2 separate regions of the Homo sapiens genome follow, and region 1 is linked to region 2. The links are chromatin loops, found by intact Hi-C in ENCODE. Cell type or tissue: OCI-LY7. All regions are shown on one strand.

Region 1 (8,000 bases), 1.4 Mb before region 2:
TACACCTGTAGCTGCAAAATGGTTTGTATTCATTTACAAACCATTATTATTTGGCATTAGTCAGGATTCCATTAATTATGTTGAAATTTTAAAAGTAAATTATGGAACTGTTAGAACTACAGACAATGTGAGTGGACTCTAACATATTACAACATTAAAATGAAAAGTGTCATAAGTTACATAGACAATTTTTTTTTTTTTTTTAGAGGCAGGGTTCTGTTCTGTCACCCAGGCTGGAGTGCAGTGGCACAATCATGGCTCACTGTGGCCTTGAACACCTGGACTCAAGGGATCCTCCCACCTAGCCTCAGGAGTAGCTAGGACTACAGGTGCAAGCCACGACGCCCAGCTAAAATTTGTATTTTTATTTTTTGTAGAGACAAGGTCTCGCCATGTTGCCCAGGCTGGTCTTGAACTTCTGGGCTCCAGTCATCCTCCTACCTCGACCTCCCAAAGTGCTGGGAGTATAGGCATGCATCACCCTACCCAGCTAATAACTGTTCATTCCAGATAGTCACCTTAAGGTTTATTAATAAGTTTAACAAGGAGATTATCTGGATACTTATTTTACTTTGGAGTGTTGAGTTGACTCTGAACAGTACACAGTGCCTTGGTGCCATTTTGCTAGAGGTTTTGCAGAGACCTTAGGATGTTGTTCTTGAACTCTTAGGGCCTAGTTTTCTCAATTAAAAGAGTTGGTTACTGCAAATGGTTTCTAAGGTAGTTTTCAGATCTAAAATATTGAGTTCATGGATTTCAATATAATACTCTACAGCTCTCTACAACTGCGTGGTGAGTGCCTTGTTGTAAGAATGTTAAGTGAGTTATTTCTACATTTCGGTATTTTTATATTATAATGATTCTTAATAAGTATAAATTATCAGTGGCCACAACACTTACTATAAAACATGTTCAAAACAGATGGTAGTGCTGGATGTCTCTAAGTAAAAGAACAGATGGAGCAGGAGTTTAACCCTGGAAGCTTTGAAGGGTTTGAATGACAGAACTTATTTTTTACTCTAATTTAGGGAGAATTTGGTGTGAGGATGTGGTATACTATTTCAGCTATATGAAACAGTATACATAGACAGGAAAATACTTGAGTTCCAGCAATATGGCAGACTGACGCAATGTGAGCCACTTTCCACTAAAACTTGTGAAATGCTATATAAAATATAACAATATTGCTTTAGTAAAAATCTAAAGATGAGTTAGAAGGAGAATGTCTAGTTGCAGAGTCAAGGAGGTTAACCATAGGCAGAATGTAAGTGTATGAATTAGGGCTCTGGTTCTTGGGATATTGATAATCAAATATACATCCAACAGGGAAGCCATGCCATGAGGCCCAAGACATAAAGTTAGGCCTGGAAGGGTTGCCCCTTTTTTCTTTTCTTTTCTTTTCTTTTCTTTTCTTTTTCTTTTCTTTTCTTTTCTTTTTTCTTTTCTTTTCTTTTCTTTTCTTTCCTTTCTTTCCTTTCCTTTTCCTTCCTTCCTTCCTTCCTTCCTTCCTTCCTTCCTTCCTTCCTTCCTTCCTTCCTTCCTCCCGCCCTCCCTCCCTCCCTTCCTCCCGCCCTCCCTCCCTCCCTTCCTCCCGCCCTCCCTCCCTCCCTCCCTTCCTTTCTTTCTTTCTTTCTTTTTTTTTTTGTTTTTTTTTGAGATGGAGTTTCGCTCTTTGTTGCCCAGGCTGGAGTGCAATGGCGCGATCTCGGCTCACCGCAATCTCCGCCTCCCAGGGTTGCCCCGTTCTTAAAGAACAGTTCTGGGAAAAGTTAAGAAAGCTTTTCTATAGGCAAATAAATAAACCTCTCAGGAGAAATCAAAACCTCTACTCTGAAGTCCAAATTTTTACATCCATGTTGTATATGATTCCTGAGCAGAGAAACTAATGGAATATCTGAAACCAGCAAAGTCTCTGGGGCATTCTGCAAAAGCAAATATAGAGAGTCTTCCATAAGAAGAGGGTACAAAACACCCCCTCAGGGGAGACAATCATATAATACAACAACAATAATAAAATACCAACTTAAGATGAGCTCACAATAAAAATTATAAACTACGTAAGGGAAAGTCAGCAGAAACAAAAATAACTGCCTCGTACTAAGGCAATCAAATGGTTAGTATAAAATATGTAAGTGTCAACAATATTTAAGTCAAGGGAGCGAAAATGATATTGATTTTTTTTGATTATCATTTTTTAATTTATACTTTTCTCTAGTCTCTTGAATGTTTCACCAATAACTGGCATTTATTTTATAACAAGAAAAATGTTACAAAGGTTTCTGTTTTGCAGCATTCAACATACTGATTCTTGGGGAAAGTTTCAGGTTGCTCTCAGGTCAGTGGTAACACAAATATATAAAGTTCCTATTGAATTCCATGTTTGTTTGAAATGCTGTGAGAAATCCTAATATACTGGTTCATAACAAAATTTTATTTTTATCTTCAAATAAACGTTTCACTGCTTTTTTTTTAAAAAAAAATCAGTGTTCTGGAAAAGCATCAGCAATCATGGAAATAATTACTTCCTCACTCAATACTGCATCCCAAAGACTTCTACACTTAGTCTCTGATGGCAATATGAAACATGCAGCAGTCTCAATTATCAGATGGTATCTTTATTAGTGCATTATCTTAATCTGATGATTAGGATATATGGTGATCCATTAGTATCAGAGTTTGCAGACATAAGGTAAGTAAATTGCATTCAAAAGCGAAGGGTTTTGAGCTATAAGTAATCGCATCTCTCCCCTGTATGTCTTCAGGAGTACAAATAACCTTTCTTTTTCTTAAAAAAAAAAAAAAAAAAAAAAAAAAAAACCAGCTTGGGGCCCAGAGTAGGGGCACACACAGCTTTCAGAGAAAGGAGGGGGCAGGGCTAACCAAAGGCTGCCTTCAAAGGTGGTTGAGACCCAGGGGGATTTTCATCACAGGTTTTTGGCATTGGAAGGTCTTTGAAGATTTTTGGATTTTTGCTTAACATGTGGTCTCTGAGCCTGCTGTTCTCTCTGCTGATCTGAAGCCACATAGCCCAGCATGACTCCTATATGCTTGGTTTTCTGGAGGTAAGTCCCCAAGAACCTCTCCTGTTTTTCATCCAATGATTACTTTTCTTATGGGAGGGTTGCAATTTCCCTCCCCCTCTTCCCCACCCACTACTAACTGGCATCCCAGGCTTTGAGCATCCTTATCTGTCCCTCGATTGTATCAGACAGGGAAAGCCGGAAAGGAAAAGTAGTAGGGTAGAAAGTAGCCACTAGATGGCAGAATTGATTAAGCAGAATAGTATGTTAAGGCTGTGCATTCCAGCTACAAACAGGATGGGAAGAGACGGCTCTAAGAGCTGGTGCCTCCACATTTACCCCAGTACTGTTCCTCACCCGCCCACAGGTGGTCTGGCTGATCCTGGCACACTGTCTTTACATTCCACAAGGAAGTGGTGCTTTAGGGAGTGACCTCAGAGTCTGCCAATTAGCATGTAAAACTCTTGTGACGTTGCCCCTGGAGGTTAGAGATGCCTCTGAAGGTTCTCTAGTTCAGGAAGTGGTGACCTCCCGAGCAGCATATGTCCACCCACCCAGAAAGCCAAACACCTACTCTTTAATGTCCCAAGCAGAATACTGGCATCATCTCTTTATCTTAAAATTTTAAGTTCTGTATATATTATCTACAAATTCTATATTCTATTTTGGCACACCAGCCTAACCCAAGCAACAGAAAGTGGACAGATTATCCATTCAGTTTGCAGCTCGAGTTTACAATGGCAAATTATTCATTGCATTATCAGCGACCATTAGCTTTACAGAGTACCACAAGATTGAGACAAATATGAAAAAATATGAAGAACTCAGCATTCAAATATACCTTAAGTTTTGTTCAGCTGTAATTTGAACTCATCTAACATCTGCCCACTGTATTGGCTTGCTTCATGCAGCAATCCTATTTATCAGCAGTTTTGTGCTAGTTAAAAGAAACACAGAGTATAGTTCAGGGCCTGAAGTTTAGACCAATGTCTGTCTGTGTACTGTCTACTTTTAAAAGAATACTCTGAGGCATTGTACTCCGTCAGGCTAGAGTATAATGGCATGATCACAGCTCGCTGCAGCCTCAACCTCACAGGCTCAAGCTATCCTCCCAGCTCAGCCTCTGGAGTAACTGGGACTACAGACACCCATCACCATGACCAGCCAATTTTTTCTATTTTATTTTATTTTATTTTATTTTATTTATTATTATTATTTTTTTTTTAGAGATGGGGGTCTCACTTTGTTTCCCAGGCACATCTGGGACTCCTTGTGTCCAGCAATCCTCCCACCTTGACCTCCGAATGTGTTGAGATCACAGGTGTGAGCCACCGCACCTGGCCAAGTACTGTCTGCTTTTACAGGCAGCCTTTGTGTGAACAGCCCTGGGATTCCAAGTGATGTTGAAACCCTAATAAAAAGTGACAGAATGCTTACTTTGTCAAGAATGTGCCTACATTATCTCACTTTTTTGTTTGTCAAACTTTGGACCCAGATCCTATTAGCAGCTTCATTTTTTTTGGTAAGGAAATGGAAGCATAGGGCAGTTAAGAAGTCTGCAAAAATCCCCCAGCTAGCAATGATAAAGCAGATCTGGACAACAGAATAATTCAGGACAATTTCAATCTTTCTCTGGAAGTTGTTTTTTGTTGTTGTTGTTGAATTTGAATGTTCTAAACATTACATCTCTATTTAATGGTTGCATATAGGGTCAATTTTATATTTTCCCTAATTTGTAAATAGTCACAGAACCTATCATGTTCTGAATAATGGCTCGTATAAAATATGGACTCTTCATTAATTTAATTAATTGTGACCTAGAGCATAGAGCTTATCTTTTCCAGACAAAATGATGGGGTTAGAGTGTTATAGGAAAATGAAACTCTTGTGAGTGGTTATGTGAATCAGCCTAATGATAGCCAATTGTCTTTTACTTCTTCAGTTATGTAAATTATTGGTATTATAATTTCTGTATGTGCTGATGGGATATGTTACTGAGTGATAACTGCATCATAGCTCTTACCTGTCTCCTATAACCACAACCCAGTAGCTGAAGAGGAATCAAGAACCACTGTTCTTGCTCTCTTTTTTTACCATTTTAATTTGGAATAATTTTAGATTAAGAGAAAAGTTGCAAAGATAGTACGAGAGTTCTCATTAACACTCCATTCAGCTTCTTCTCATGTCAACATGGTACATTTGTCAAAACTAAGAAATTAACTTTGGTAAAATACTATTAACTAAATTGCAGCATTTATTCAGATTTCACTAGTGTTCTCTCTCTGTTCCAGGACACAATGGTGCATGCCCTGCCCTTCCCTTTTTTATCTAATTAGTGCTGAAATGTGAGAGTATATCAGCCCCTCGATCTTTTGCTGCCTGTGTGCTTTAAAGCCCAGAGATCTAATGCAAATCTCATGAGTGCTGGGCCTAGTGGGAACCCTGCTTGTGCTGCTAGGCCAGGGACCTTTGGACGAGTGTTAGTGCCTTAGGCTCATTTCCAACTTTTCTGAGGTACCTCACTGAGCTACTACAAAAAGATACCTTTTCATCCCTTCTGTTAAAAAATAAAACAAAACAAAAATACTCCAAGCAGTACTTTGCTATTGAGGACAAGATACAAATGGATTTTAAAGGCATCTTTTATGACACTATTCCTTTTCATTATTTCTTGGTTTATCCACTAAGCGAGTCACTGCTTCTTTGGGAAGACTCATACCATCAAGTGTTTTTGATACATAAAATCCAGATTGCCTGCTTTGGCCATCTTATTTTGTTTCCTCACTAGTTTTTCAGCATCATAAGTCATTGAGTATCAACACAACAAAAACTGTTGCAATTCTCTATTGGTCATACAAAATAATTGTTAGCGCTTCTGGAAAAAGAATTTTAATATAAGTGTATAAAAGGGATCTTAACACAAAATCACTTTTAATTTCCTACGTAACAAGAGAGATCTTTACAGGCTGACAATGACTTATAAACAACACTCAAGACAGTCACTTGGGTGATATGAAGAAGTTACATTTATTATTATTATAATTTTGGTCTAAATAATGAGGCTTCCTATACATGATTGAAAAATAACTTTCTGGTTTCTCAGCTGTCAGCTGTGTGCTCAGGTTATGCCCGTGACAGTCACACAGATAGGAAGCTTATATTAAAACCAGAATCAAAGGTAGCAGGAGTAGGAATCAGCCTACGTTAACGAACCATTGAAGCCTCTCTCTGGCATGCATGAACACTAAATCACTGGTTAGATCTCTGGTGATTTCTCACTTGAGAGATGTGAAGAAAATGGCACATTCAGGGTAACAGCAAAGCCGTAGCAACTTGTCAAAATAGTATCTAACATACAGGCTTAAAATTATTCTTAAAATGATCTTGATAGAGCTACTGGAAATATTCCCACCAGGTATTTTATTCAGCAGTGACCCTTGAAGAAGCAAGTCAGTGAATGTGGAAGCATCGGGATTCATCTGATAGACTTTGTCTGGGATCGTCAACCACTTTGGTCATAGTTAACATAGTTTACATAATGAAGGGTTCTTTTACGGCTCAAGATAGAGATGAGAACTAAGTGACACAAAATTATGAGTCTTTTCTTAAATTGACTAGGTAATTACATTGACTATTCTCTCTTTTACTTTTGAATAGCTGCACTGCAGTCAAACCATCTATGACATTATTATTCAATAAATTAGACAGTACTGAGTGTTAGGCTAATTTCTGGCACAAATTAAAATACTGGTAACAGATCCTGATGCTGATTATTCCCTCTTATAATTAGAGTTTACATGATAGAAATAAAAATTTGATTTTTTTGTCCTTTGTAAGGGAGTTATACCTTCTTTTGTTTTATTTTAGAGACAGGGTCTCACTTTGTCACCCAGGCTGGAGTGCAGTGGTAGGATCTCAGCTCACTGTAGCCTTGACTTCCTAGGTTCAAGAGATGCTCCCACCTCAGCCATCCAAGTAGCTGAAACTACAGGCATGCACCACCACACCTGGCTACTTTTTGTATTTTTTTTTTTTTTTTGGTGGAGACAGGGTTTCACTATGTTGCCAAGGTTAATCTCAAACTCCTGGGCTGAAGTGATTCACCTGCCTCAGCCTCCCAAAGTGTTGAGATTACAAGCATAAGCCACTGTACCCAGCCTATACCTTAATTGAGAGTACCTTACTTTCAGTTAAGGTATAGGCTGGGTACGGTGGCTTACGCTTATAATCTTCTTTCATTTTGAAGATGCATAAATTGAGCGTCTCTTCTCTATTTGTTTAGCTAGATGCATTGTTGTTTGCAATTTAATTTGCATGTGTTCATGGGGACATTCTATGTGTTAGGTAGTATGGGAGTTTGAGATTAATGAAACTCACAGTCCTTAGAGGTTTTTTTTTTTTTTTTTTTTTGAGACTGAATCTTGCTTTGTTGCCCAGACTGGAGTGCAGTGGCACAATCTCCACTCACTGCCACCTCCGCCTCCCGGGTTCAAGCAATTCTCCTGCCTCTCCTTCTCCCAAGTAGCCAAGTAGCTAGGATTACAGGTGTGTGCCACCACACCCAGCTAATTTTTGTATTTTTAGTAGATACTGGGTTTCACCATGTTGGCCAGACTGGTCTCGAACTCCTGACCTCATGATCCACCTGCCTTGGCCTCCCAAAGTGCTGGGGTTACAGGTGTGGGAGTTGAAGGAAGAAGGAAGCGGATAAGTGGGAGGAAAACTAAAGAAAACAGAGCAGAATAAAAAAATATATATAATGTCAGTTTTTATTCTGCTAAAATATAATCTAGATTATGTAGTTTGTGTTTCCATATTCAACAGCAGTGTTTCTGAATCATAGAAGTCTCATGTTTAGAAGAGTAAAACATTTTATTAAGATTTGGATTAGATGATAACTAACTTTGCTACCAGCTGTGTGATTCCAGTGTCAGATCTTAACAAAGGTAGAGAGTTTTTCTTACTTTTCATCTGATAATT
Region 2 (8,000 bases):
CGGGCCTGTAAAATCAAAAACAAGCTAATTACTTCTAAGATAAAATGGCACTATAGGCATTGGGTAAATATGCTGGTTCCAAAAGGGAGAAATTGGCCAACAAAAGGGGATACAAGCCCCATGGAAGACCGAAACCAAGCCTGACAGTCATTAAATCCTAAAGTTCCAAGATAATATTTTTTTGAGACGGTCTCACTGTCGCCCAGACTGGAGTGCAGCGGTGTGATCTCGGCTCACTGCAGCTGCTACCTCCCGAGTTCAAGCGATTCTCATGCCTCAGCCTCCTGAGTAGCTGGGATTACAGGCATGTGCCACCATACCTGGCTAATTTTTGTATTTTTAGTAGAGGCAGGGTTTCACCATGCTGGCCAGGCAGGTCTTGAACTCCTGGCCTGAAGTGATCCACCTGTCTTGGCCTTCCAAAGTGTGAGATTATAGGCGTGAGCCACAGCGCCTGGCCAGAATAATCTTTGACTCCACGTCTCACATCCAGGGCTTACTGGTACAAGGGGTGGGCTTCCCAGGCCTTGGGTAGCTCTGCCCCTGAGGCTTTGCAGTGTACAGCTCTGTGGCTGCTTGAGGGACTGGCATCGAATGCCGGCAGCTTTTCCAGAAAAAAGGCCACCAATGCCTCTACCTGGAAGACATGTAGAAACATGATAGACTTGGGGAGAATTGTCTCCTAACATAGTCTGCTGTTGATGGGCATTTAGATTGTATCTAATCTTTTGCTCTTATTAACATTGCTGGAATGAATTATCTTTAATACATCATTTTTATAAGAGGGAATATGTGTGTGTGTGTATACATATATATATATGTGCAGTGTATTTTAAGAACTGGAATTGCTGGATCATAGGGTATGCACATTTTTATTTTTGATAATTATTGCAAAATTGCCAACAATATAAGTTGTACCAATTTATACTCCACCACTGGTTATGAAAGTTCTTATTTCCCAGTCATTACTAATGGAGCACTGTCACATGTATCTTCTTGATACCATTTTTATGAGTTTGATGTTATTCATCTTTTATCTTTTTTGTGTTTATCTTTAAAGTTACTCTTTTCAAATGTGACTGTGAAAAAATATTAGTTGCTAATGCTTATTGATTACTCTGTGCCAGACATTGTACTCATTATTGCATTTGTCTATACAACAAATTGAGAACATTAGATGTTGCTGAAGTTCTTATGCTTACATTTAAGATGATAAAGTTGTAATTTTTAGTGAGCTATTCCAATGTTACATATTTACAGATTCAGGAGGAAGAGTGTCCACCAAGAGATGACTTCAGTGATGCAGACCAGCTCAGAGTGGGGAATGATGGCATTTTCATGCTGGCATTTTTCAGTAAGTAATCTTCCTAAACTATTTTGGGTTGTTTTTATGAATTGGCTGTATGTGTATTAAAGTAACATAGTGAAGAGAAGCAAATATTGTTAGCATATGTCTACCTTTCTTAAAATGTAAATTGTTCCTGATATTGGACTAATGAATACTGTGATCATATGTTTAAATACAAATCCTAGAATTTATCAAACTCTTGTTGGATAAATTTATGCGTTGCAGCCATTATGAAGATGCTGACATGTAAAAGTACATAAGCATATTTAAGCTATTTCAGATTTTTAAAGAGAAATACTGCTATATTGGTGCCCATTCAGCTCTGTAGGAGCGTATAGAATGAAACTATAAATTGCACTATTGGGGCAGAGGATTTCCATTTGAGTGTCCTTAAGCTAGAAGAAGGATTGGAAAAACAGATATTCTGGGCAACTGGAACAGTGTCACTTGGGACAGACAGTTATGAAAGTATAAGTCTTATTTGGGGGAATGTTAAGTAGTTAGAAGATCAGAAACAGTAACATTTTAACATCTTGCAGAATTCTTAGTATTTGACTTATAAAGTAAATTTAATCTTCTTGAGGGAAGACTGTGTCAAAGTCTTCATTATTTCAATTCATAATACAGGGATTGACATAGTAAACTCATTAAATAATAAGATGCCCAATCAACTGTTTAAATTACTAAAGCCAGTGGTAGAAACCCAATATTCATTTAAGTAAGTTTATTAGTCTATGATATAGTTAATTTCTGCCCTCAATCTGGTTAAATGATCAAGCTTTCATTCTTGGATAGAATGCTGATTTAATTCAATTTAGTTAAAAGCTTTATTATGATCATAAAACCGAGAAATAATTTACTTATTTAAAGTGCCACATTCAGCTTTAAAAAGTAGAAAATACAGCCTTCGTGAGTTGTCACTTTTGAGTCTGAAAGTCCATGTAAACCCTGTCCTCCAAGTTTGAAATGGTTTCTTGCTTCCCTTCTATTTTCATCTGCTGAAGAAAAGACGGGGAGGGGAATGAGCAAGGAGGGCAGACAGCTCCTCAAATTTACTAATTGTAATGTTCACGTTGTCAACCAGCTAATGTATATGCAAGATTTAAATCTTAAATTGGTTTTAGTTACAATTTCTAGTTATATAATGTTAGGTATAATAAAAAGGAAATAAACTGTGGTTACAAATGAGTGCTGTTTTGTAATATTAGTCCTGTGAACCTTGGTTTTTATCTTAATTTTGGTTTAACTGGTAATCCTATATATTAATAACATTTTAATAACAAACTTCTCACAGTTTGTTTACAAAAAAGAGTAGCTTAAACATTCATTACTTTCATTGTTATTATACCTTTTAAGAAACCTTAATTAGAAAGGAAAGGATCTAAATATATTGTATTATTTTTAGTATAAATACCTGGTTCTGGGGAATAAAAACATGTTATTTGACACCTTCTAATTATGCAACTCAGAAGTCTTATTTCTCCGTTTATTTCACTTACCACCAGTATCTTCTTTTTAATTTTAATTTTTTAGATTTGAAGCCCTTTCACTGATGTGTTATAAATGCATGGTAACTTAGACACACTGGATGACTTTATTCTTAGCCAGTGGTAGTATATTAGTTAATATAATGTAAATGTATATATTTATATTTAATAGATTTAATATATATTTTACTAAATTTTTACTAAATTGTTTCCACAACTTATATATTTAATGCTTCCTGTTTTACAAATATTGTACCAACATTATAACAGTAAATTTATATTTTTACCTGTATTTCCTGATTTTTTTTTCTGGCAGGCTATAGGCCTAGAGTTTATTTGCTTGATAAGCATAGATTTGTTTGTCATCACTACCATCTAGTGGCTGTTTTTCAAATTGCAACTTGCTATATTTTCCGTGTTTCTTAAATATCTAATAGCTACTGTGGGTAAAAAGGTCCAGAAATAGATTTTATTTTTAGTGTGGTTTAATTATAACTTAAGCATTTCAGGTTATATAACTTGCACAAGTAAAATTACAGTGAATATCAATAAGACTATTTCAATTAAAACCTTTTGGTGGCTTAATTCTTTCCTTCTTTATTTTCAGTGTTTTACCTCACATAACCTAAAAAAAGTTTACACTTAAATTTGGTAAGATAATTGCATATTCTTGTTCAGAAAATGTAAAAGAAGAAATGTTTGTAATAATGCTTTTGCTTCTCAAAATCCTTTTAAAGTGTTACCATAAAATGCCTCAGATACATGCCTAATGTGCATATCTCTGATCTTATTTTTAAGAAATTTTCTAAGAGAATGGAACAGAATTTGGTTATTTGCCAAATACTAGAAATGAAAAGTTTATGGATAATTGACAGTCTATGGAAATGACCTTAAATTTTAGTACTTCAAAATGTAATGGGCTCTTATTTGATCCTGTTTAGAAAACTTTTCTTCTGAGGTTTAGCCATTTGTACCGTGTGTGAATCTTCACATCAGCATGCCATGATAATAAGTAATCACCTGCATTATTATCATTTTAGACTTGAGGGAAACAGAAAGAGAAGGTATTTGTAACCTTAAAATAATTAGAAGGGTGTTTTGAAATGTGAATTCTGATTTGTAAGAAATTGCCAAACTGTCTTCCAAAGTGGCTGTACTATTTTGCATTCCCACCAGCAATGAATGAGAGTTCCTGTTGCTCTGTGTCCTTGCCCGTATTTGGTGTTGATGGTTTTTTTGTGTTGTTCTGTTTTTTGTTTTTTTTTTCAGACATTCTAATAGTTTGGTGATGGTATCTTATTGTGGTTTAATTTTTATTTCCCTAACAATTGATGTTAAGCATCTTTATTCAGTTTATTCTTTTGAGCACCTACCATATACAAGTCAAAAAGTTACAGTTTTTAAAGGGGTTATCTGGACACTACACATCTTGACACATCTTGGAAAACAAAACATTGATGTCTTATTCTGTCCACAAAAAGCTGTTTTTTATATAGCTTTTACATGACATTACATAGCATAAGTAAATTCAGAAAAGGAACATCTAAGAATTGTAATTACAGCTGAGGAAACCCATAAAGTATTTGTCAAGTATTCAATTTTATTGTTTTGTTTACCTTTTTTTTCCTTTTTTTTTTTGAGCCGGAGTCTTGCTCTGTTGCCCACATTCCAGTGCAGTGGCGTGATCTTGGCCCACTGCAACCTCTACCTCCCAGGTTCAAGCAATTCTCCTGCCTCAGCTTCCCAAGTAGCTGGGATTACAGGTGCCCACCACCACACCCGGCTAATTTTTATATTTTTAGTAGAGACAGGGTTTCACCATGTTGGCCAGGCTGGTCTCGAACTCCTGACCTCAGCTGATCCCCCTGCCTTGGCCTCCCAAAGTGCTGGGATTACAGGCATGAGCCACTGTGCCTGGCCTGCTTTACCTTTTTTAAAAAGCCAATTTTGTTGGCTGATTGCTTAGGCTGGACTTCTTGGGTGGAACCACATGTGAGATACATTGTGATCTGGTTTTAAGCTAGTTTATAACTGCAGTTACAACCATTAATGATAAGCTTTCAGGAATGGATTCCTGTTGGCCAAACTGACAAGAAACCAAGCTTACCCATTTGTTGATATACAGTATAGCAAATAAGCCATTTGCAAAAAGTAGGCTATAGTCTATAAAGAAGGCTTAATTGGCAGAGTTAAAAGAAAGGGAGCTGCTGTTTCCATTGAGCCATGAAATATTATTAATATGTCTATGTTAATTTGTTTCCAAATTGTGGTTTATAAAAGAACGGTTTCTGTTGCTTTTAGTGGCATTTATTTTCAACTGGCTTGGATTTTGTTTATCCTTCTGTATCACCAATACCATAGCTGGAAGGTATGGTGCTATCTGCGGATTTGGCCTTTCCTTGATCAAATGGATCCTTATTGTCAGGGTGAGTGTCTTGATAGCCTGTATCTCTTTTATCTCTAAAATGAGATGTATGAAATTTTCTGTGTGGTTCATAAATGGTCACTTTATTTTCATGAATTCAGTTATTTCAAGGCTTATTCTTAAATCCTATACTTAATCATTATAGTGAGCTCTGTGGTATGAACACTTTATAACTTTATCATATGAGAAGTTGTTAATATAGTGGAAAGAACTTTGAAATAATAAAAATTTAAGTTTGAATCTCATCTTTTTTATATGTCTTAACTTTATTTAATTGTTCTGAGCATTAGTTTCTTTATAATAGGCTGATAATAGCTGCCTTGTAGGATTTTTATGAGGTATGGAAATAATGTAATTAAAGTACCTTATCCAGTTACTGCACAAATATATGTGCTCAGTAAATCATGGCTACTATTATTGTGATATAGTGCAGGTATGCCTAAATTAAGTTAAAACATAAAAATTTCTCGTTTAGTCACATTATCATGACCTTAAATATCTTCTCACTGTTTTCTTTTGAAAACATTGAGAGCTCAAAAGTGAAGGCCTGTGAAGTGGTTATCAGAACTCTTTTTTTCCCTCATGCTTCTTCTAACCTTCCTTATTTTCCTGTTGTTCCCTGAAGTCACCCCCTGCCTTCTTATAATTTACAAGATAGTGCGTAGGGAGACAAGTTCCCCATCTTAACAACTTTTCTAGTCTCCAGATAGTTTTCTGTAAAAATTGCATAGGCATTAGTGTTGTTCGCATAATCATCCCCCAGCCTTTTGAAGGCCTCTTTTGACTTCTTTTTACAAATGTTTCTTCCTAGTTTTTTTTTTTTTTAACTGTAAGATCTAGGAGAATGATCAAGAGTGCTTTACTTACTGTTGTAATAAGTCTTTTGAAAAATTACCTACACATTTTAAATGCTGTTATACAATTAATAAATTAAAATACATACATTCTACATTTAAACATTGATTTCTAATTGAATGAGCTAAATCCTCCTAAAATTTTTAGTAGAATCATAGATCAAATATATTAGCTTCTCTTAAATGTTCACTTTAATAATATATATTATGAAGTTGATTTAAAAGTACCCACTATGAAAATATTAATGTTTATGGATGTAATGCATTTCTTCATTATTTTAAAACTTATAGCTTTCCAGGGTTTCAGTAATCCATAGGTTTTGATTATTAATCAGTTAATTCTTGGTTGGGACCTATGGACTGGTTTCTTCTAAGATAGTTAAAATTTGAGCCATCATTAGAACTATCCCCTGACAATTTCTTGTTTTAATTTTATTGCAAAAGATGTACAGTGGGTTCCTAACACAAGTATAAATCTATTAGCTGTTACAGAACATACAAAGATAAAGGCACAGTCCCTTCCCTTATAGAAATTATTATTAAAAAAACCTCAAAGTTGGGCCTAGATAAGTCCAATGTTGATTATGATACTAATAGAATTAAGCACTATTATTCAAATGGGATTTCTCATCTAAATCACAGAACATAGAAAATGATATGAGGACTGTTTTCTCAATTCTCCCTGTTAGTAAATTGCTAGTATCATTCTAGATGTGTAAGAAAGAAGTTAATGCATCTTATACAACTTATGTCCTTAAAGTATTACAGCTTAATTTTCTCATAAGAACCTCAGGTTGAGAAGGGATTAGATTATCTAGTTATCACCTCTAGTTGATGTGATAAGATGGGGAACTTAAATTCAAAGACTAGAGTTTCTTACAGTTTTGTAAGGTAAATACTGTCATCAAGTTTGATCACCAGGACTGTTTAGTTTCCCTTAAAATACTTTTACTGAGTTAGAGTTAATGTTATGCCTTTAGTGTGTACTAAGAAGTGTTATAAGAAAAGGACTTAAAAAAATCTTTTGTATAAAATAACAATAACTGCCATTCATTTAACCCTTAGTGTATGCCAGGCATAATTTGTTACAAGCAACGAATTTTCAAACTTTAACTGTATCTCTGATGCTGGTGATGATCTAGCCATTTTATTGGTGATGAAACTAAGAATAAAAAGAGTCAAATAATTTGCTCAAGGTCCCACAGTTGTTTTTTTTGTGGAGACGGGGTCTCACTCTGTCGCCCAGGCTGGAGTGCAGTGGTGCCATCTTGGCTCACTGCAACCTCCGCCTCCCGGGTTCAAGCAATTCTCCTGCCTCATCCTCCAAGTAGCTGGGACCATGGGCACATGCCTCCACGCCTGGCTAATTTTTTGTATTTTTGTAGAGACAGGGTTTCACCGCGTTGCCCAGGCTGATCTCAAGCTCAGGCAATCTGCCTGCCTTGGCCTCCCAAAGTGCTAGGATTACAGGCGTGAGCCACCGCGCCAGGCCAGTCTCACAGTTTTTAATGTGAATTGACATCTACCTTGGTCTCAATTCATTGCCTATTTTCCTATTTCTGTACTGCCTCTGTTACACTGTACTTTGACTTTTACTATAATGCTCCAAGTAAAACATTCCTCTTAGAGTTTAGTGCTGAGAGAAAAGTTTTCTCCTAAAAACCTGGTGTTCCCTTTCATTAGACAATAAGTAATTTATAAATCATACTGCCGCTGTCCATTTTGTATCTGAGCTGCGATGAACCTCGGATTTTGTGTAAATATCTTTAGCCTAGCCTTCTGATACTACTTCTATCTAAGGTTTTTTATTATGTGGTTAAAAATACATATGTGTTTTATTAAAAACTAACAAAGTACATTTTGAAAGTAGACAGGATGTAAACAAT

Evidence for each region. Peaks named below come from ENCODE experiments on the same cell type or tissue, not always from the same donor. Only the 100,000 strongest peaks of a DNase experiment are listed, where the experiment ranks them.
Region 1: a loop joins it to region 2, with 4 times the contacts of the local background. A loop is called at or near these places in 11 of 110 quality-filtered maps.

Annotation. Positions count from the first base shown.
Region 1 is chr13:78,134,576-78,142,575 of GRCh38, forward strand. All of the region lies in intron 1 of OBI1-AS1 (OBI1 antisense RNA 1), which reads left to right. Among named protein-coding and RNA genes, the nearest start is that of OBI1-AS1, 84 kb to the left of the region's middle. In OCI-LY7, CTCF peaks have their summits at 3,240 (motif pointing right) and 3,442; a DNase peak (open chromatin) is centred at 3,286.
Region 2 is chr13:79,538,422-79,546,421 of GRCh38, forward strand. NDFIP2 (Nedd4 family interacting protein 2) reads left to right here. Exons shown (of 8, transcript NM_019080.3): 4 at 1,261-1,354; 5 at 5,137-5,261. Among named protein-coding and RNA genes, the nearest start is that of LINC01068, 24 kb to the right of the region's middle. In OCI-LY7, CTCF peaks have their summits at 3,217 (motif pointing left) and 3,419; a DNase peak (open chromatin) is centred at 3,210.